Linked DNA regions of Homo sapiens: region 1 is linked to region 2. A link is a loop called in an ENCODE intact Hi-C map of the cell type or tissue named here. Cell type or tissue: endothelial cell of umbilical vein. All regions are shown on one strand. Each heading gives the region's core, and the rest is flanking DNA. Links, peaks and the distances in the headings are about the cores only.

Region 1 (10,860 bases), core at 1,508-9,507, 220 kb before region 2:
CCCACAGGCCCTCAAGGAACTCCTACAAGTTTCCAACAGAGGGAGGGGCTCCCAGAGTTCAGGCTGGGAAGAGGAGTGAGAGAATGATCCAGGCCTCTCTCCAGCTTCCACCTCACCCTCCCACCCAGGCCCTTTTCACAGATCAGAATCCTGGGGTAAGAGGAGGAATGGGAGAACCCTTCCTATCCCAAATTCCCTGAAGCACAGCTTTGGTTGGCCCAGGTAGGAGAGTGAAGGAGATAGAATTTTTAGATGAGAAACTGGATGTTTTAAACTAGATTAGATTTTAGTAATTGAAAGTAACAAGATAGCATGATGTAGGGAAGGAAGATTCAGCATAGCACAGTTGGGAAAATCAGAGATCTGAGAAATTTTTAATTATTTCGTGTTTGCATGATCATCAAATTCAGACTGTTTTTGAAAACCCTCCAGTTTTGTTTTTGTATTTTTACAGTAAACATCTTTTTACATATATCTTGGTATATACCTGTGAGTATTCTGCACTATATATTCTTAGAACAGCTGGTCAAAGGCTATGTGTATTTAAAATTTTGATGACTACAACCAAAAACTGTACCTCAATTTATATTCCTTATAGAAACACATTTGGGTGTACCACTTGCACCAATATGAGAGCTTCACAGTTTTAAATATATATTCAACTTTAAGAAAATGAAATGTTATTTAAGTTGTTAGACTCTAGGACAGCGGTTGTCAAACCTCCCCCTACGCTACCCACCAAGCCCAATCCAGTCAGCCACCTATTTTTGTCCATAAAGTTTTATTGGAACACAGCCATACCTATGCATTTACATATTGTCTATAGCTACGTTTGTGCTAGGACAACAGAGCTCAGTTGTTGCCACAGAAACTGTAGAGCATGTAAAGCCCAACATATTCAGTATCTAGCCCTTCCAGAAACACTGTGCTGATTCCACCTCCAGAAAAGTCAAAGGCAACCCTCCCATGTCCTGCAGATTAGCAAATATAACTGCTGAGCAGCAGTTGAAGGAATATCTTATCTATGTGTGTTCCTGTGGTTCATATTTCTGGTGCCAGCTTGTCCAAGGCATTTGGATGACTTCACACTCTTGAACTACTTGGGGCAGGAAGTCAGACTGCAAGAGTGCAGCTTTGCATTGCACTGTGGGGAAGGGGACCCTTTGTGAGCTTATCTTATGGGCAGGAGGGTGGGGCAGGCAGGCAGTCTTCCCAAAGTGTAAATCCCAGGAGATGCTGAGCAGGTGAAATGGGGGCTGCAGATGGCAGGAGCCTATGCTGCCAGCCCAGCCAGTTCTGCTGCTCACTTGGGCGTCCTGCAGATGCTGGCATCCCTGGCATTGAAGATTGTCTCCAATTCTGAAGAAAAACAATGGTCTACTTTTCCCCCTTCCCTTCGGAAGAACCTCATTCTTTCAAATTCACTCCCAGTTGCTCCTAATATTATCAAAGAGCTTTTACTGTTGGAGGAGAGAGCACAATATGTGCCACACCAGAGAGTGACCGTTGCCTAATTGGGTTCACAGTGATGACTTCTTTGTAAAACACTCCCATAAGCATCACCTATATTTCTAAATTATGTTTTGACAAAAGCTAAACTTCTTATCAAAAGGAATTTGTTGGAAGAGAATTTTCTTTTTTTTTGTGACAGAGTTTCGCTCTTGTTGCCCAGGCTGGAGTGTAATGATGCGATCTTGGCTCACCCCAACCTCTGCTTCCTGGGTTCAAGTGATTCTCCTTTCTCAGCCTCCCAAGTACCCGGGATTACAGGCATGCACCACCACAGCCGGCTAATTTTGTATTTTTAATAGAGACAGGGTTTCTCCATGTTGGTCAGGCTGATCTCTGTAGGGTCCAGCCCCACAGGGTCAGTGGGTTTTTCTCCCTGTGTGCGGAGACGAGAGATTGCAGAAATAAAGACACAAGACAAAGAGATAAAAGAAAAGACAGCTGGGCCCGGGGGACCACTACCACCAAGACGCGGAGACTGGTAGTGGCCCTGAATGCAAGGCTGCACTGTTATTTATTGGATACAAGGCAAAAGGGGCAGGATAAGGAGTGTGAGTCATCTCCAATGATTGACAAGGTCACATGAGTCACGTGTCCACTGGACAGGGGGCCCTTCCCTGCCTGGCAGCCAAGGCAGAGAGAGAGGGAGAGAGAGAGGACAGCTTACGCCATTATTTCTGCATATCAGAGACTTTTAGTACTTTCACTAATTTTGCTACTGCTATCTAAAAGGCAGAGCCTGGTGTACAGGATGGAACATGAAAGCGGACTAGGAGCGTGGCCAATGAAGCACAGCATCACAGGGAGATGGTTAGGCCTCCGGATAACTGCGGGCAAGCCTGACTGATGTCAGGCCCTCCACAAGAGGTGGAGGAGTAGAGTCTTCTCTAAACTTCCCCGGGGAAAGAGAGACTCCCTTTCCAGGTCTGCTAAGTAGCGGGTGTTTTCCCTTGGCACTGACACTACCGCTAGACCACGGTCCGCTTGGCAACGGGTGTCTTCCAAGGCCCTGGCATTACCGCTAGACCAAGGAGCCCTCTGGTGGCCCTGTCCGGGCATAACAGAAGGCTCACACTCTTGTCTTCTGGTCACTTCTCACTATGTCCCCTCAGCTCCTATCACTGTATGGCCTGGTTTTTCCTAGGTTATGATTATAGAGTGAAGATTCTTATAATATTGGAATAAAGAGTAATTGCTACGAACTAATGATTAATGATATTCATATATAATCATGTCTATGATCTAGATCTAGTATAATTCTTGTTGTTTTATATATTTTATTATACTGAAACAGCTCGTGCCCTCAGTCTTTTGCCTTGGCACCTAGGTGGCTTGCCGCCCACAGATCTCGAACTCCTGACCTCAGGTGATCTGCCCACCTCAGCCTCCCAAAGTGCAGGGATTACAGGTGTGAGCCACCACGCCTGGCCTGGAAGATAATTTTTATGGTCAAGTTTCACTATGTGGTGAGACATTCTGAGGAGCACTTTACCCAAAGGGCAGGGCACCTTCACGTGTCTAAATCTGTGTTGTTCAATAGTGACTCATTCATCTCCACCATGTGCTGAGCCCTGTGCTAAGCACTGGGTGTGCTTGTCCCCCAGGAGATTCATGTGTGTGTGGAGAGGGTGGCAGTGGGGAGGAGTGGGGGCAGACACATTTCAAACAGGAAATCATAGGAACATGGCAGCATCCACGTGAGGTAAGCACAGGGTGCTATGGGACATGACCCGACTCTGTGGGGAGGAGGTGAGGTCCCAGGTCCCCACTCTGTGGGATGGAGGTGAGGTCCCAGGACCTTACTCTGTGGGGTGGAGGTGAGGTCCCAGATCCCGATTCTGTGGGATGGAGGCGAGGTTCCAGGATGGAGATGTCCACACTGAGTAGTACAGGACAGCAAGATTGGCAAGGCTAAGTGGGGAGTGGGGAATGAGAAAGGAGGCTTGAGTCTGGGCTTAGGGGCCAGGTCAAGAGGGCCTTGTGAGCCCTTCTCTGAAGCCAAATTCTTTCCCTGAAGTGGTGAATTGAAAGGATTTAAACACAAGAAGGTGGTGTCAAGGTTAAGATGAAGAAGGATATTAGTTATAATTTGGAGGAGGTAGGGATGACGATCGTAAACAGAAAGGTGGTGATGTTTCTGCATGAAAAAAATGAACTTGAACTAAGGCTTTTGTAGTGAGAATGGAGTGGAGAGGATGACATAAATTTATAGGATTGGATGGCCAACTGGATGAGGAAGAAATGGTGGGAAAGAAAAGAAAGTAAGAGTGAATGCCAGTTTGGGAGCTTGAGTGCCCAGGTGATATGTAGAGACATTCACTAGGATGAGGAATGTATTAGTTAGCTATTGCTGTATAATAAATAATCTCGGCCAGGTGCAATGGCTCATGCCTGTAATCCCAGCACTTTGGGAGGCCGAAGTGGGAGGATCACTTGAGCCTGGGAGTTGGAGACCAGCCTGACCAACATGGTGAAACCCCATCTCTCCTAAAAATTAGCTCGGCATGGTGGTGCACGTCTGTAATCCCAGCTACTCGGGAGGCTGAGGCAGGAGAATCACTTGAACGCAGGAGATGGAGACTGGAGTGAGCCGAGATCGCTCCATTGCGCTCCAGCCTGGGCAATACAGCAAGACCCTGTCTCAAAAAATAAATGAATAAAATAAATAATATCAAAGTTTAGCAGCTTAAAACAACAAACATTGATTATTTCCCAGTGTTTGTAATAGGAATTCAAGAGTGTATTAGCTAGATGGTTCTGGCTTAAGGTATCTTGTTAAGTTGCCATCAAGACATTAGCCAGGCTGCAGGATCTGCCTCCAAGATGGCTCGTTCACATGGCTGTTGGCAGAAGGCTTCAGTTCCTTCCTGGATTTTCACAGGAAGCCTCAGTTCCTTGCCACATGGACTCTCCACAGGGCTGCTTGACTGTCCTTACAACAGGGTAGCTGGTTTCTCCCAGACTGAGAGACCCAAGAGAGAACAAAGCACACAGTGCTTTTTAGGACCTAGCCTTAGAAGTCACCTACCATCCATTCCACCTTATTCTGTTCTTTAGAAGCAAATCATCAGTCCACACTTAAGGGACGGGAAATTAGGCTCCACCTTTTGAAAAGAGTGTCAAAGAATTCATGGACACTTTTCAAAGTCGTCACAGAGAAGGTAGGATGTAGCGGATCTGCGTAGAGGAAGATGTGGGATTAGGTTTTGAACATGTTCAGTTTGAGATCCCTTTGAGCCATCCTGGTTGTGAACTGTAAACTCACTTCCTAAATAAGTATATGCCCCTCTCCAATGTGAGATTATGCCATCTAATTTAATCTTCTCCACAACAAACAAATCTATTCATAGATCTTAAGGTTATAGGAAAAATATTAAAAGAAGCTAGCAAATAGCCTGCAGGCAAGAGGTAGAATTCTCCATGCATCCATCATTCACAGCCAAGGAGTTAATTATTCTCTGAAAAGCAAAGAGGTTGAAATGATAAAAATGTAGGCTTTCCTTCTATTCCTGCTCAGCGTTCCTCAAATTTTCATGTTTAAGCCTCACTGTAAAAAGAAAAAAAAATTGACATGCAAAACCATGTACACTCTATTCAGGGAACAATTCAAGAAAATGTTTGAGGATCATTGAGCTACAAGTGATTTTTTTGCTCCCTGCAGAATTTTAGAATCTGACCCTGGGTAAGGAGGCTGCGTCGTGTCCCCCACCTCTGAGAACCTGAGAATGTTTAGCTGTGGTTTCTGCAGTTTTGCACATTCCCTAAAGAAGGTGTCTGGGCGAGTGCTCGGCGCTTATCTTCCTACTGTGTGCAGTCAGTTTCCAGCTCTCACCTCCCTCCTTCATCTCTCTTCAGCTGGCTGGCTTCTAAGATGCTTCTCCCTGCCTGGCCACAGTGCTTACCTGTTCTAGGATGAGAGAGGCCCAGCTGGGTTAGCGAACTGTTGCTAAAGAGCGTTATTTCATGGGCTTGACCCCAGCTTCCTATTGTAGCATTTCCTGTCTTGGGATTAGCTTGATTAGGCAAAGTGTGAAGCTCAGTGCTGCTTCAGTCTCACCTCCTACTTTGAGTAATTTGATAAGTACTCTGTGGTTCACAGGGTGCCATGTACTGCTGGCTTAAATGGAGCAGCCTACTTTATCAGACAAGAACCCTCAAATGGCAGTCCTCCAGCCCATAGGCTAATTGATATTCTTAACGAGGGAAGGCAAGCACCTCATGAAAGGTTTTGTTTGTGTTTTCTTTTTTCTTTTTATCTCTGTTTCTAGAGACAGCAACCTTATCAGTCCAGCAGATCTTAATAGACTAGAAAGAAGCCAGGAGAGTATTAAGGAACTCTTAACACAAGAGATATTTCTCTTTATGTAATCATTTTCCCAAAATATATCAGCATAACCGTCAGTATTTTTCTAAAGAACAATGGACCCCATGTCATGACCTGCTACTTTACTTTTTATGGAGGTATATATTTCAGTGGCCAATCTTGTAAAAGTGGTTATTCCTGAAAAGGGGTGCCACCTGCTGCTGGATATCCGTGTCTGTCAGGAAACATTACCATCTAGAAATGCTACTGGTATGTGTGTGCCAGCTCTTGGCTCACTGCTCATTTCCTGTTAAAAAGAACCTAATCTCAGGCAAAGCTAATCCTACAACAACAGTCAAATCCCTCCAGATTCAGATACGTTGAAAAAATACAAAATGCAGAATGGGCTTAATTTTGTACCTGTTCTAAAGGCAAGAAGGTGCATTTATGTCCAAAAGTTCTGCATTTGTTGTCCTTCATTCTCTGTCACATACTGCAATTAGCCTTCCATATGAAGAAATGTAAGTATCAGAAACACACAATCTACGAATATACGTGGGCTTCATTCTCAAATTGGAGACTTCCATTTCTATCACCGTTCTTTCTCCATTTGGTGGTATTCAGGATCATTAGAGAAGGTGCAAAGATTTAGCATAAATAGCATCAAGTCACCTAAGAGCATGTTTCTTTTTATAACTTCCTGGGCTGAGTTGAATGCTTAGCTAATTCAGTTCATCTTATTTCCTAAAATCTGAACTTAAGGCTATTTATTTTCCTCTAGGAACTTCTTTAGCTGCTTTCACAAGTTTGGATGTGCAGGGCTTTATTGTTTGGTTACTTACACGTGTGTTTTTTAGTCTCCAAACTGTGATTGGAGACTTTTTGTGATTGATAACTAGAGGTATGGCCCCGAAGTCAGAGAATATAGTACATGTGATGTTGACTTTTGGTATTTTATGAGACATCACGTATGGTAAGTTTTGGTGAGTTCAAAAAAAAAAAACTGTGTTTTTATTGACTGCAGATCTCTCCATTAGATCAAGCTATATTACTGCATTGTTCAGATCTGCCATATTCTTATATATTTCTTTTCAAATTAATTTATAAATTCTTGAGAGGTATACTCAGATTTTACCCCATGAAATTTATTTTGCCTTATAATGTATTTTCAATTTTTGTTTTACATATTTTGAGGCTATGTTGTTAAGAACACATTGGCTCTCAATTATTACATCTTCTGAAGAATTATTCCTTGTATCACTAAATAATAACTTTCTTTAGCCTTAATAATGCCTTTTCTGAAGTCTGTTTTGCTGGGCATTAATACTGTAATGCTGGCCAGGTGCAGTGGCTCATGCCTGTAATCCCAGCACTTTGGGAGGCTGAGGCAGGCAGATCACCTGAGGTCAGGAGTTTGAGACCAGGCTGGCCAACATGGTGAAACCCCATCTCTATTAAAAATACAAAACTTAGCTGGGCATGGTGGCAGGTGCCTGTAATCCTAGCTACTTGGGAGGCTGAGGCAGGAGAATCGCTTAAACCCAGGAGGTGGAGACTTCAGTGAGCCAAGATTGCACCACTGTACTCCAGCCTGGACGACTGTACCAAAAAATACTAACAATAATGATAAATAATAATAATATTGTAATGCTTTCTTGTGTTTAGTATTTCTCTGTTTTTTAAAAATACCACTTTCTTGTCAACACTTCTGCATTATTATGTTTTAGATGTTTCTTTTTTAAGCAGAATGGCTACTGAGGTCTTGGTGACATTACCTGCTATGACAACCCCAAATCTCAGTGGTTTAACACAACAAAGGTTTAGATATTATTCTTTAATCATTATGGCCTCTTTCATGCTATTCTTTTATTTTATTACTTTTATTGCTAATTTTTCTATTTATTGCATCTCCTGGAAATGCCTCAAAGTATTTTTCCCAAGTGTAGTTTATAGGGTTTTTTTATATGAGCTCATCTTTCAGAGAGTTTTTTCTTGCACCTAATTGGATTTCCAGTGAAACTTGCTTGTAGAAGTAAGCACTACCAAGTGGTTTCACATCTGATTCTTTCTTTCTTTCTTTTTTTTTTTTTTTTTTTTGATTCAGAGTCTTGCTCTGTTGCCCAGGCTGGAGTTCAGTGATGTAATCTCGGCTCTCTGCAACTTCCGCCTCCCGGGTTCAGGTGATTCTTCTGCCTCAGCCTCCCAAGTAGCTGGGATTACAGGTGTGCACCACCACACCCGGCTAATTTTTGTATTTTTAGTAGAGATGGGGTTTCACCATCTTGGCCAGGCTGGTCTTGAACTCCTGACCTCATGATCCACCTGCCTCGGCCTCCCAAAGTGTTGGGATTACAGGCGTGAGCCACCGTGCCTGGCCCACATCTGATTCTTTTGGAACCCTAGGGTCCTAGGTGTTCAGTGATCCTAGATGAATTTTCATCTTAATTTCTTGATTCATTTCTACATCATTCAGGTAATATAAATTGAGACATGAGCGGCCCACAGCTAGTGTCTCCAGCTCCTACTGGTTGCTTTTTATTTTCTACCCAAAACCTCCAAGGCCAGAGGAGAGAGTTTTTTTCCATCCCCTTTTTGTTAAGGGGAAAGTTCCTGAAGGTCCAGAGCCCTATATAGAAGTTCAGGTCTAGGCCTTTCTTCCATCACCAGGAGGTCCCTTATGCTGTGAGACCCTAAGTCCTGTGTCCAGTGCAAGAACCCTGTGTGCTAGGTTTTTATCAGCCTTCTATAATAACTCTTTATTTCTGGCACCTGTGGACTTAATCTTATTTTTTTAAGCTTGGAAATGTATTAGTAACTTTTGGAGTATGCTATTTCATATAGCATTTCTTGTATTTTTAATGATACATGGCTTTACACCTTGTCAGACTTAGCCAACACTTCCTAACATCTCTCTTTTAGCAAAGAGGAAAAACCTCTGAGTGAGATTCCAGGGGTTTCTAACTTAAATTTAATAGTATTATTTTATTTTTATTATATTTAATTTTTTCTATATATGTTATTTATTTTATGTAACTTAAATCACTCACCATTTATTTTACGTGAGTGATTTAAGTTTACATATAATGGTTGAGTATCCCTAGTCTGAAATCTAAAATGCTCCAAAATTCATGTTCTTCAGTGCTGACACAACACTCAGAGGAAATGCTCATTGGAGCATTTCAGATTTCAGATCGTCAGAGTAGGGATTCTCAACTTGTAGTATATAATGCAAATATTCCAAAATCCAAAAAAGTCGGAAGGTTTAAATACTTCTGGTCCCAAGCATTTTGGATAAGGGATACTCAACCTGTACACTAGTGATACAAACATTCCTCTCAAAATAACCTTAATAAAATAAGTCAATCTAAAGAAAATGTTAAGTAAATTGGCAAGTGATTAAAGGCTATGACAAAAACCCTAAAGGTGATATATTAATACTCAGTCTTATAGAATATTTAAAAGCATTCAGTGTCTTTTCAAGCTTTTTGTTCCTATATGCTTTGATGCTTTAGCAATCCAGACGTAAAGATATTTACTGTCAATATGAATCTGGGCTAAGAATGTGGAAAATTGGTTACCCAAATCAGGAAATAAATTTTTGAGCATAGCATAAGTCAAATATTCCCTTTGAAACAATAAAGGCCAGCTATATAGTAAGAATGGGCTAGATCGTAATGTGGTAACAAATAACTACAATATCTCAGGGCAAAACACAACAAAAGTTCATTTCTTGTTTACATTTCCAGCAAGCTTTCATCGAGGCCTCTGCTCATCAGAGGCACTCGGGACACAGCCTGGCCGAGCCCCTCCACAGCCACCTATGTGGGAAGAGGATGTGGCTCCTCACACGCTTGCTCCTAAGCCTTCTGCTCAGAAGCGACATCTCTCCCTTCCACTCTTTCTTCATTAGCCAAAGCAAGTCATGTGGCTACCCTAACTTCAAAGGGGACAGGAAAGTGCAATACTACCATGCACTCAAAAGGCAGAGAGCCAGAAATACTTGGTGAAGATCAATATGTCATAATACATTGATCTTCTAACACACATGGTGTTAATGTCACAGTACCATCCAGCAAAGAAACCATGAAGCAGTTTTAATACATCCTCTAGATGGAGACATGTAGCTGTTTCAGCCATAGTACAGCCTGACTTGTGTTTACAACTCCCTCAACCTCTTGGTTAGCTCCATTCTGTATAAAGAAACTCAAAATTAAGTAGAGGCTACAGATAGATAAAGTAAAATACAGACCTTTACACTGGACTGGTTTGTTACCTAACAGATCTTGAGAGGCTTCAGTTACTGATCACAAAACTGCTGTCCTGCTTAGTCAACAACTGCTGTTTGGCCACTTCATTTCTGCAAATGTTTATGGGCTTAATGTATGAATGTGGTTGAAGTATTTACAAAGAGCGTGACTTGGGTTTCTCTTAGATTTGCTTCTAGGCTATTCTGGCTCAGCTTTCCCTCTGTCCCAGGGGTTTTCTAACATGTCCCTATAGCCTTCTTTTTGGGGGGGAGTGGGACGGAGTTTTGCTCTTTTTGCCCAGGCTGGAGTGCAATGGCACCATCTCAGCTCACCACAACCTCTGCCTCCCAGGTTTAAGCAATTCTCCTGCCTCAGCCTCCCGAGTAGCTGGGATTACAGGCATGCGCCACCACACCCAGCTAATTTTGTATTTTTAGTAGAGATGGGGTTTCTCCATCTTGGTCAGGGTGTTCTTGAACTCCCAATATCAGGTGACCCACCCGCCTCAGCCTCCCAAAGTGCTGGGATTATAGGCGTGAGCCACTGCGCCCGGCCTAGCCTTCTTTAATATCCATGGGTTTGTGTGAATCTCTCTCCTTGGGTCATCCGCTGATCACAGCCTTCAGCATTTTTCTTCCCCCGGTGCATGCTAACACAGGGGGAAGAAATCTGTGCCTTCTTCATAGGGTCTCTGCTTTGTGTTGAAAAGGAGCACTTAGAGGCAAAGGCTCTATTTTCTAACATCAATGAGTTGAGGAGCATTTCTAGGCTCTGTGGAGATTTGTGCAGTAATAAGATTAT
Region 2 (10,860 bases), core at 1,290-9,289:
TGAGATCTGGTTGTTTAAAAGTATGTGGCACCTCCTCCCTGCCTCTCCTCCCCCTGCTCCAGCCGTGTAAGATGTACCTGCTTCCCCTTCAACTTGCATCATGATTGTAAGTTTCCTGAGGCCTCCCAAGCCATGCTTTCTGTGCAGCGTACAGAACTGTGAGCCAATTAAACCTCTTTTCTTTATAAATTACCCAGTCTCAGGTAGTTCTTTATAGCGATACAAGAATGGTCTAATATAAGTACCTAGATCATTTCTAAGTAAGATAGACTAGTGGAGCATAATTTAAAGCTTATGTAAATTTTTTTTAGTACAGAGAGGCTAAATATATTTTGGTCTGCTAATGATGTGTTCATTCTTGCCACACTGAAAAGTTGTACAGGCCAGGTGCAGTGGTTCACACCTGTAATCCCAGCACTTTGGGAGGCCAAGGTGGGTGGATCACCTGAGGTCAGGAGTTTGAGATCAACCTGACCAACATGGTGAAACCCCATCTGTACTAAAAATACAAAAATTAGCTGGATGTGGTGGCAGGGGCCTGTAATCCCAGTTACTCGGGAGGCTGAGGCAGGAGAATCACTTGAAGCCAGGAGGTGGAGGTTGCAGTAAGCCGAGATCACACCATTGCACTCCAGCCTGGGCGACAGAGAGAGACTCCATCTCAAAACAACAACAACAACAACAAAAAAAAAAAAAAAAAAGAAAGAAAGAAAAGAAAAGAAAAGTTGTACTATAAGGAAGTGTATGGCTATAAAAAAGTCACAAGATATATAACCTTAAGCTTGACTAGTCTGCTACAATATGCTGGTATATGACAGACAGCTAATTATCTACTTCATAGTTTTCTCTGTAGGTATATTACTTTGCTAGGTCTGTCAACAAAGTACCATAGACTGGTACTTTAAACAACAGAATTTTGTTTTCTCACAATTCTGGAGGCTGGAAGTCCAAAATTGAGTGTCAGCAGAGTTGGGCTTTTTCTGAGGCCTCTCTCCTTGGCTTGTAGATGCCAAGATTAATATTTCTTTGGCCTTTTATATTAAAACTTTTAATTAACATTTATCTTTTTAATGGTAGGCATTCCTCATTTTAAGATACCTGACCCTTAAACAACTGATTTTTGCCACCACCTTTCAACAGATGCTTCAGCTGGTTTTGTGGGAACAACACCAACCAGAGTCCCCAGGAGACCGTTTCTTAGTCCCTGACTCACCCCATGTAGGAGGCTTAGGATTGCATCTGAATTGCTCAGTGGTGAATAATATTCTTTTATCATTAACAAAAGGGAGGTCAACAGTGTTGATCTTTGCCAGAGCCTTGTTTTTCTGAAAAATAGCACTGGCTAAAGAGCTCTCCTCATCCTTTTATGATAGCCACCCATCCTCTTCTTGCAATAATCCTTTTGAATAAAGTCTCCCCTTGCCTAAATCCAGATTTATTTTGACAAATGCTACAAAATTAGTTTTGAATTGTTTTAGAAATTTAATCAAATTACATTGAAAAGAACATGAGGAAGACATAAAAGAGTAAGGTACTACTTTCAAAGCATGGAGAAAGCAAATTCAATCATAAATGTACTGTCCAGGAAAAAAAGAAAGTGTGGCTCCTAAGCATGCAAATTCCAGGTAGAGTAAAGCCTGAAATATGTTTCTAAAACCCATACATGTAAGTTCTTTAATGTTTTTAAAAAGAAACAGGTTGATCCCTTTTAAGAGCAGGCAGCATTTCTCAGAATGGCAACAAAGCTAAAATCACACACAAAATAGTTTGATATAGTTAATACATTAAAGTGTTAAATGTATGCATAACAAAATATATCATAAACAAAGTTAAAAGTCAACAAACTAGAAAATATATGCAATAGTATGTAAGCAAAAATTAATTTTTCAAATAAAGGGGTGTTTACGTAAAAATATGCACCAGGTGAAAAATGGGCAAAGGGCATGATAAGATACTTCACTAAAGAAGAAATCCACATAAAAAGATGCTCAATTTCAATAGGAATTGAAGAAAAGCAAATTAAAACTACAAATCACTTTTTACCTATCAGATTGGCAAAGTTGAAAAAGATTGATAAACATAATATAGATGAAGGTGTAGGAATACAGACTCCTGTGCTGCTCTCTGTTGTAGAGATTTCTACAAACTTTCTAGAAGGCATTTGGACAACATGGATACTTATGGACAACTATTCATCTAGGAATTTATCCTATGTAGGAAATTTTACAAATACACAAAGATTTCAGAATCGAAACACTGTAAACAATGTAAGGGTTGTTAAAAAATAATTTTCAGAGAAAGATAAAATCATGACTCATACAAATATAAAAGTGCACATCTGTTAAGGAATTTACGCATATGCTATAAGGGAATCAGATGTACGTTATAAACATTTCAAAGGAAAAGTCAAAAAGCACAGATTTATCTGGAGTAAAGGAATGTTAAGATGAATTGCAAATGGAAACAAAACTGGTATTTTCATAGGGTGGGGATGGCGGGAACCAATTAAATTATTGCCAGACAGGACAGAATTTACACACCATCAGTTACATATAATTTATAAAAAGAGGCGAATAGGGCCGGGCGCAGTGGCTCACACCTGTAATCCCAGCACTTTGGGAGGCTGAGGCTGGTGGATCACTTGAGGTCAGGAGTTTGAGACCAGCCTGGCCAAAACGGCGAAAACCTGTCTCTACAAAAAATACAAAAAATTAGCTGGGCGTCTGTAATTCTAGCTACTTGGGAGGCTGAGGCATGAGAATCACTTGAGCCCAGGAGGCAGAGGTTGCAGTGAGCCGAGATCACACCATTGCACTCCAGCCTGGGTGACAGGGTGAGACTCTGTCTCAAAAACAAAACAAAACAAACAAAAACGAAAAGGTTTATTTTGTTTGCATATGTAAGCTTCACAGAAAAAAAGTGAAAATCCCAAAGAGGTGCTTAGACCCAGGAGCTTATACAGCATTTTAACAGAGGATGATAAAGTGTGGGAAGCTACTAGACAAGGGAAATGGGGAGAGGCTGCGCTTCTCTGGTGTGGGTAAATTGTGGGAAGGTAACTGGGAAAGGCATGGTAATTAAGGCTTGTTTAGTGAGGTGTGTTATGCAGATGAATTGTTCACCTTATTCTGGTATGGGAGAGGGCATCACCTTTGCAAAGGGAAATTAGGCAAACGTTTGTAGGTAGAAAGAGAGAGGGCAAAGAGTTTTGCTTGTGTCTGCTGTTTCTCAGTTGCCTTTAGCTCAAAATAATCCTTATGCCAATATGGCATGTTTTGAGGTGGCACATTCTTTTTTACTTTTACTATTATCATTTTATTTGCTTGTTTTTTTTTTTGTTGTTTTTTATAGAGACAGGGTCTTGTTTGTTGTTGCCCAGGCTGGAGTGTGGTAGTGTGATCATACCTCACTGTCATCTTGAACCAAGTAGCTAGGACTACAGGTACACACTACCCCGCCCCGCTAATTTATTTTATTTTGTTTTTGGTAGAGACAGGGTCTTGCTTTATTGCCCAGGCTGGTCTCAAACTCCTGGCCTCAAGGGATCTTCTCACTTCAGCCTCCCAAAATGCTGGGATTATAGGCCCTGCCACCATGCCCAGCCTGGGGTGGCATATTCTGATCCCTTTCCCATTGTTTCAGAAAGATGTTTCCATTTTGGAAAAACATAAAATAAATGAACAAATAATAGTAAATTTAGCATTTCTGTCCAAAAGAAAATGACATGTACAGTGAGCAGATGCCCATCAGGGTGTTTACCAGCAAAAACAAGTTAAAAGAAGTACCTGTCTGAATGGATCAACAAATTGCAGCATATCATATTAAAATAATGGAATGACATTTAAGAAAGCAAAATTGATTCACACTTCAACATGGATGAATCTCCAGACCTTATGTGGAGATAAAGATGCCAAACACGAAAGAGTACAGACCGTTTGATTCATGTTTATGTATCTGAAATTCTGGAAGAGGCAAATCTAATCTATAGTGACAGAAAGGAGAGCAGTTGTTGCTGGGGCTGAGTGTGGGGAGAGGAGGGCATTTGCTTTTTGGGGTGATAGAAATGTTCTTTATCTTGATTGTGGTAATAATTGCCTGGGTTAGTAGGTTGGTCAGAAGTCATGGAACTATACACCTAAACAGCTATATTTTATTAAACCATGCCTCAATAAGATTTTTTTGCTGCTGTTGTTGTTTTGAGGTGGGGTCGTACTCTGCAACCCAGGCTGGAGTGCAGTGGCATGATCACAGCTCACTGTAGCCTCAGTCTTCTGGGCTCAAGCCATCCTCCCACCTCAGCCTCCCAAGTACCTGGGACTACAGGTACGTGCCACCACACCTGGCTAATTTTTGTATTTTTTGTAGAGATAGGGTTTCACCATGTTGCCCAGGCTGGTCTCAAACTCCTGGGCTTAAGTAATCCGCCTGCCTCGGGCTCCCAGAGTGCTTGGATTACAGGCGCGAGCCACCGCGCCTGGCTGTGTGTATATATATATATAAAGTGTCTGTTAGTAAAGACTAGAGGGGTAAACAGAAAGCAGACAGCATGTGTTGAGCAAAATCTGGACTCGCTGAGTTTGCAGTGATGATAAACTTTCAGAGTAGAGGCTCTCCAGGCTTCTCAAAGTATTCCTGGACTCAGTGATTCCTATCTGGAAGCCATCTGGACAAAGACGGCTGGCACAGCCATGCCACTAAATGCACTCTTTTGAGGGTAAGAGTGCATAGAAGTTGTGAGGCATTTTCAGTTTCAGGAATCCAGCACAGCAAAGGAAGATGACAGGGTCAGGGCGTACTGGACACAGGGATTGTGGACTGACATGCTAAAGAAGACGGATGAGCCAGGGGGCTCACAGAGTTTTTTTAAAGCTGAGCACCAAAATGCCTATGCTAAATGAACAAGAATGTTCTAGATATAAAAATTATTTAATAAACATCCTCCATACTGACTTGTAAATATTGCGTGAAGTGTGGCAGAGGCCCCCTCTGGTGGTAGTGTGCAAAATCACATGTATAACTATAAAAAAGTTAAGAAATAGGGTGAAAATCAGTCCTAGTGTTTACATACATTAGATGTTAGAGGTATATACTAAAGAGGCAGTTTAGGCTGGGCACAGTGGCTCATGCCTGTAATCCCAGCACTTTGGGAGGCTGAGGCAGCCCGATCGCTTAAGCCCAGGAGTTTAAGACCAGCCTGGGCAACATGGTGAAACCTCTCTCTACAAAAAAATAAAAATAAAAATTAGCTGGGGCGTGGTGGTGCACACCTATGGTCCCAGCTATTAAGGAGGCTAAAGTGGAAGGATTGCCTGAGCCCGGGAGGTTGAGGCTGCAGTGAGTGGTGATCAAGCCACTGCACTCCAGCCTGGGTGAGAGTGAGATCTGTCTCCAAAAAAGAAAAAGAAGAAAAAGAAAAAAAGAAAAGGAAGAAGCAATTCAGCAATATCCACATACCATCCATATCTGTTCTTTTTTTTTTTTTTTTTTTTTTTTTTTTTGACACAGGGTTTCACTCTGCCCAGGATGTAGTGCAGTGGCACGCTCCCAGCTCACTGCAGCCTCAATCTCCTGGGCTCAGACAATCCTCCTACCTCAGCCTCCCAAGTAGCTGGGATTACAGGTGGACGCTACCATGCCCAGTTAATTTTTGTATTTTTTGTAGAGATGAGGTATCACCATGTTGGCCACGTTGGCCTCAAACTCCTGGACTCGAGTGATCTGCCCGTCTCAGCCTCCCAAAGTGCTGGGATTACAGGCATGAGCCACTGTGCCCAGCCTAAACTGCCTCTTTAGTATGTACCTCTAACATCTAATGTATGTAAACACCAAGCCACTATGCTTGGCCCATATATGTTCTTTACTTTGCTTCTTCTCACTTAACACGTTTGGAAAATCATTCCATATTAGTTTATATAAAGCCTCTTTGTTCTTTTCAGTGTCTATCCAGTACGGGGCTATGCCATGATATTCAAATAGTTCCCTAATGGCCATTCCAGTTGTTTCCAGTTTTTTGCTATTATAAACAATGCTACAGTGAATGTCTTCACACATATATAAAACATATGTGTAGTATTAATTGCCGTAAGTGGTATTGCTTGGTCAAAATGTATGTGCATTTAAAAAGTTGATAGGTCTCACCCTCTGTGTGGGGGAAGATGATTGGCAATAGATACCATCAGACACAGGCAAAAGAAACAAGTTCCTTAGACCTTGATAAAGGATAGGAGAATTTAAACTCTAAGAAGATTGCATGGAGCGGGAGTTTTGGCAGCCGTCTTTTCCACAAGGGCAAACTTCCCTGGGTGCTGTGTGCTGGCTCCCATCAGCTTCTGCAAAAACTCTCCTTGTCTTACACCCTCTATATGTTCTGGAGACCCTGGCTATGTTCCTGACCAGAGAAGGGCACTGGAGTCACTCCAGTGCATTCCTGCATAATCTCTGCAAGGGAGACTTGAAGGTCAGTTTCCCAGGGTAAATTTTCTAGATAGATGATCCCCTAGGAACTCCCAGGCCTTAAGCTTCCTGATGACTCTTCATGTCTTCCACAGAGAAATTGTTCCAATTTACATTCTCACCAGCAATGTGTGACTTCCTGTTTCCCCCACACACTCACCAACAGAGCAAATTATCACAGGTTTTAAAAATAATATTTATTGATTTATTTAGGAAATGGGGTCTTGCTCTGTTGCCCAGGCTGGAGTCCAGTGGTGTAATTGACCACAGCTCACTGCAGCTTCAAACTTCTGGGCTTAAGAGATCCTCCCTCCTCAGCCTCTTGAGTAGCTGGAACAGGCACACACCACCATGTCTGGCTAATTTTCGTATTTTCTATTTTTTATAGAGACAGGAGTCTCACCATGTTGTCCAGGCTGGTCCCGAACTCCTGACCTCAAGCATTCCTTCCACCTTGGCCTCCCAGATTGCTGGGATTACAGGTGTGAGCCACCCCACCTAGCCACAGTTTTTATCTTTGCCAATTCTAATAAGTAAAAACTGAGGGAGGCCAAGGCGGGAGGATCGCTTGAGCTCGGGAGTTCGAGACCAGCCTGGCCAACATGTTGAAACCCCATCTCTACCAAAAAAGAAATACAAAAATTAGCTGGGCTTGGTGGTACATGACTGTAATCCCAGCTACTCGGGAGGCTGAGGGACAAGAATCGCTTGAGCCCAAGAGGTGGAGTTTGCAGTGAGCCGAGACTGAGCCACTGCACTCCAGCCTGGGTGAAAGAGTGAGACTGTCAAAAAAATAAATAAATAAATAAGGAAAGGAAAACCTGAAACAAAGAGTTTAAACTTTACATTGCTCTCATGTGTAAGGTACCACATCTTTTCATACAGTGATAATGAGAGATACATGTGTCTATATTCCTAGTAAAGCCAACCCTTCCACTGGGGCACCTGATCCTCATTCCAGGTATAACATCCTCTGATGTTATACTTGAGAACATCATCCGAGCAATTCTTTCTTCTGCAACTTCAACTTTTTTTCTCTCCACAGAATCGTTCCTATCAGCATGCAAAAATGTTATTTCTCCTTTTGACAACCCTTTCTTGAACGCCTTCCTCCTTAGCTACTGCCCTAATTCTCTACTTATAGCAGAGCTTTCCTTTTCTGGAAAGGGCCAGATAGTAAATATTTGAAGTATGGTGGGCTATTTATTCTCTCACAACCTCTTACCTGTGTCCCTCTAGTGTGACAGCAGCCACAGACAGCACGTAAATGAACAGGTGTGATCATAGTTTGCTGCAGTTTACTGACTCCTGCTTCATAGAAAACTGACCTTCATTCCCCCTTGCTGTGGTCAGGGAAGAAGGTGCTGTGGTTGTCGCCTGTTCCTTGCCTTCAGCAGGCTAAGAGCTGAGGTCTCCAGAACAACACAGAGGGCCCAAGAGGGCATCAGCCTCCTTGTGAAAACAGAAAAGGGAGTTTCTGGAAGAACCTGATTGTTTTGTGTCAAAAGAATTGCCTGTATCTGGTGTCTCCAAATTATATTAAACCCTCTCTAATCAGGTGCTTAGTCCCGTGCCTCTAGGGAAACTGCCCCTGTCCATTTCAGCTCTGTGGTTCTAAATCCAGCAGACATTTATCTAAACTTGTTTTACCTGTACTCTCAGCAGCATTTCAGACAAATCGTCACTCCTTGACCTTGAAACCCTTTTTCCTCACCTGGACTCTTAATCCTCATGGTTTTGTTCTCGTCACTCTTTGTCAGCCTTCAGTTTCCTCCTCTTCCCCCAGGCCTCTTAACCCTGCAGAGCTTCACGACTCAGGCCTCAGATCTCTTCTTTTTTCTCTACAGCCCTTCTGTATGGCCTCATCCAACCTCATGCTGTTAAGTACATCTAGATTTAACCTCGACATCGCTCTGATTTCTATCTCTAGTCTGGACCTGTCCTCAGAACTCCAGACTCATATTTCCAACTGCTTAGTAAACATCTCCCTTTACAGGTAAAATTGGCATTTCAAACAAACATGTCCAATACGCAGCTCCTTATCTTCTTCTCCCGGAGCCTGCTTCTCCCACTTTTCTCCCGGACTTACTCATTGACAACTCCACCTAGTTGCTCAGGCCAAACACTCCTGGAGTCATCTGTCTTGCCTCTCTTTCTCACAAAGCACACACCCAATTCAACAAATGCTTCTGGCTCTTTTTTTCTTCCTTCCTTCCTTCCTTCCTTCCTTCCTTCCTTCCTTCCTTCCTTCCTTCCTTCCTTCCTTTCTTCCTTTCTTCCTTTCTTCCTTTCTTCCTTTCTTTCTTTCTTTCTTTCTTTCCTTTTTTTAGACAGAGTCTCACTCTGTTGCCCAGGCTGGAGTGCAGTGGCTCACTGAAACCTCCGCCTCCCAGGTTCAAGCGATTCTCCTGCTTCAGCCTCCCAAGTAGCTGGGACTATAGGCATGCACCACCACACCTGGCTAGCTTTTGTATCTTTAGTAGAGACGGATGTTGGGAACAAATCCCCCAAAATCTGGCCATAAACTGGCCCCAAAACTGGCCATAAACAAAATCTCTGCAGCACTGTGACATGTTCATGATGGCCATAATAGCCATGCTGGAAGGTTGTGGGTTTACCGGAATGAGGGCAAGGAACACCTGGCCCACCCAGGGTGGAAAACCGCTTAAAGGCATTCTTAAGCCACAAACAATAGCATGAGCAATCTGTGCCTTAAGGACATGCTCCTGCTGCAGTTAACTAGCCCAACCTATTCCTTTAATTCGGCCCATCCCTTCGTTTCCCATAAGGGATACTTTTAGTTAATTTAATATCTATAGAAACAATGCTAATGACTGGCTTGCTGTTAATAAATACGTGGGTAAATCTCTGTTCAGGGCTCTCAGCTCTGAAGGCTGTGAGACCCCTGATATCCCACTTCACACCTCTATATTTCTGTGTGTGTGTCTTTAATTCCTCTAGCACCACTGGGTTAGGGTCTCCCCAACCGAGCTGGTCTTCACAGACGGGGTTTCACCATGTTGGCCAGGCTGGTCTCGAACTCCTGAGCTCAAGTGATCTGCCTGCCTTGGCCTCCCAAATTGCTGGGGTTACAGGTGTGAGCCATTGAACCTGGCCTCTATTTCAAAATATATCCAGATTAGGATCCCTTTTACCCATCTCCATTGCTACCACCTTGGGCCATGCTACTGCTGTATCTCACCTGACATCTCCTGCTTCCTCTCATGCCCCACATACAGCCTGGGATTACAGGCATGAGCCACTGAGCCTGGCCAGTGTTTGTTTTGTTTTAAATCCATTTTGGCTTTAGTATATTCCCAACATCTATAAAAGTGCTTGGCTCAAAGTAGGAGGAGCTCAATAATATTTGATGAATAAATAAGAGAATAAATGAATGAATACTTTATCTTCATATGGTACTTTGTAACTTAAGAACCATTTTCACATTTCTCTTACTACTTCTGATAATCGGATAATCAGATAAAACCACTGTGTTAGTTTCTTTCTTTCTTTTTTGAGATGGAGTCTCACTCTGTCGCCCAGGCTGGAGTGCGGTGGCATGATCTTGGCTCACTGCAACCTCTGCCTCACGGGTTCAAGTGGTTCTCCTGCCTCAGCCTCCCAAGTAGCTGGGATTACAGGCGCCTACCACCAAGCCCAGCTAATTTTTGTATTTTTAGTAGAGACAGGGTTTTGCCATGTTGGCCAGGCTGGTCTCGAACTCCTGACCTCAAGTGATCCGCCCACCTCAGCCTCCCAAAGTGCTTGGATTACAGGCATGAGCCATGGCGCCTGGTCACAACTGTGTTAGTTTCTTATTGCTGCTGTAACAAACTACCACACACAGCATGGCTATAAGCAACACAAATTTATTTTCTTACCGTTCTGTAGGTCAGAAGTCTGAAGCAGGTCTCACTGGCCTAAAATCGAGGTGTCAGCAGAACCGTGTTTCTTTCTGGGAGCTTTAGAGGAAAATCTATTTCCTTGCCATTTCTAGCTTCTCGAAGCCTCTCTCATTCATTGACTGTGGGCCTTCCTCCGGCTTCAAAACCAGCAATGGTCAGTTAAGTCCTTCTCAGATGAAGTCACTGTGACCTCTGCTTCTGGCTTCACATCCCCTGAGCCAGAGCTGGTGAAGAGAGGTGTCTCTGAGTCACACTGTGCGAATTGCCATGGAACAGAGTTAAGCTGTTTTCACATTGATCCGTATCACAAGTGAGTGTTTTCCCCAGCTCTGAGTCAGTCTTTCTTTTTAAATCCAAAACCATATTATTAAGTTTTTAAAAAATCATGATTGCTTTACTTCTTCAGGTTTCAGGTTTCTCAGACATAAAACCTTAAAACAGAAATGAATACCTGATGATTGCATTCCAGTTGTCTGCATTACCCATTAAGAGTCTCTGACCT

What was found. A loop is a pair of places that touch in the nucleus more often than their neighbours do. Peaks named below come from ENCODE experiments on the same cell type or tissue, not always from the same donor. Only the 100,000 strongest peaks of a DNase experiment are listed, where the experiment ranks them.
Region 1: a loop joins it to region 2, with 6 times the contacts of the local background. A loop is called at or near these places in 80 of 110 quality-filtered maps.

The regions. Positions count from the first base shown.
Region 1 is chr9:76,657,831-76,668,690 of GRCh38, reverse strand. All of the region lies in intron 9 of PRUNE2 (prune homolog 2 with BCH domain), which reads left to right. It overlaps LOC105376095 (a long non-coding RNA gene), which reads right to left. Exons shown (of 12, transcript XR_007061586.1): 12 at 4,152-5,056. Among named protein-coding and RNA genes, the nearest start is that of PCA3, 100 kb to the left of the region's middle. In endothelial cell of umbilical vein, for the core only: CTCF peaks have their summits at 5,836 and 6,039 (motif pointing left); DNase peaks (open chromatin) are centred at 5,540 and 6,050; H3K27ac peaks cover 1,598 bases.
Region 2 is chr9:76,441,790-76,452,649 of GRCh38, reverse strand. It overlaps a transcript of GCNT1 not described here. Among named protein-coding and RNA genes, the nearest start is that of GCNT1, 12 kb to the left of the region's middle. In endothelial cell of umbilical vein, for the core only: a CTCF peak has its summit at 4,990 (motif pointing left); a DNase peak (open chromatin) is centred at 4,969.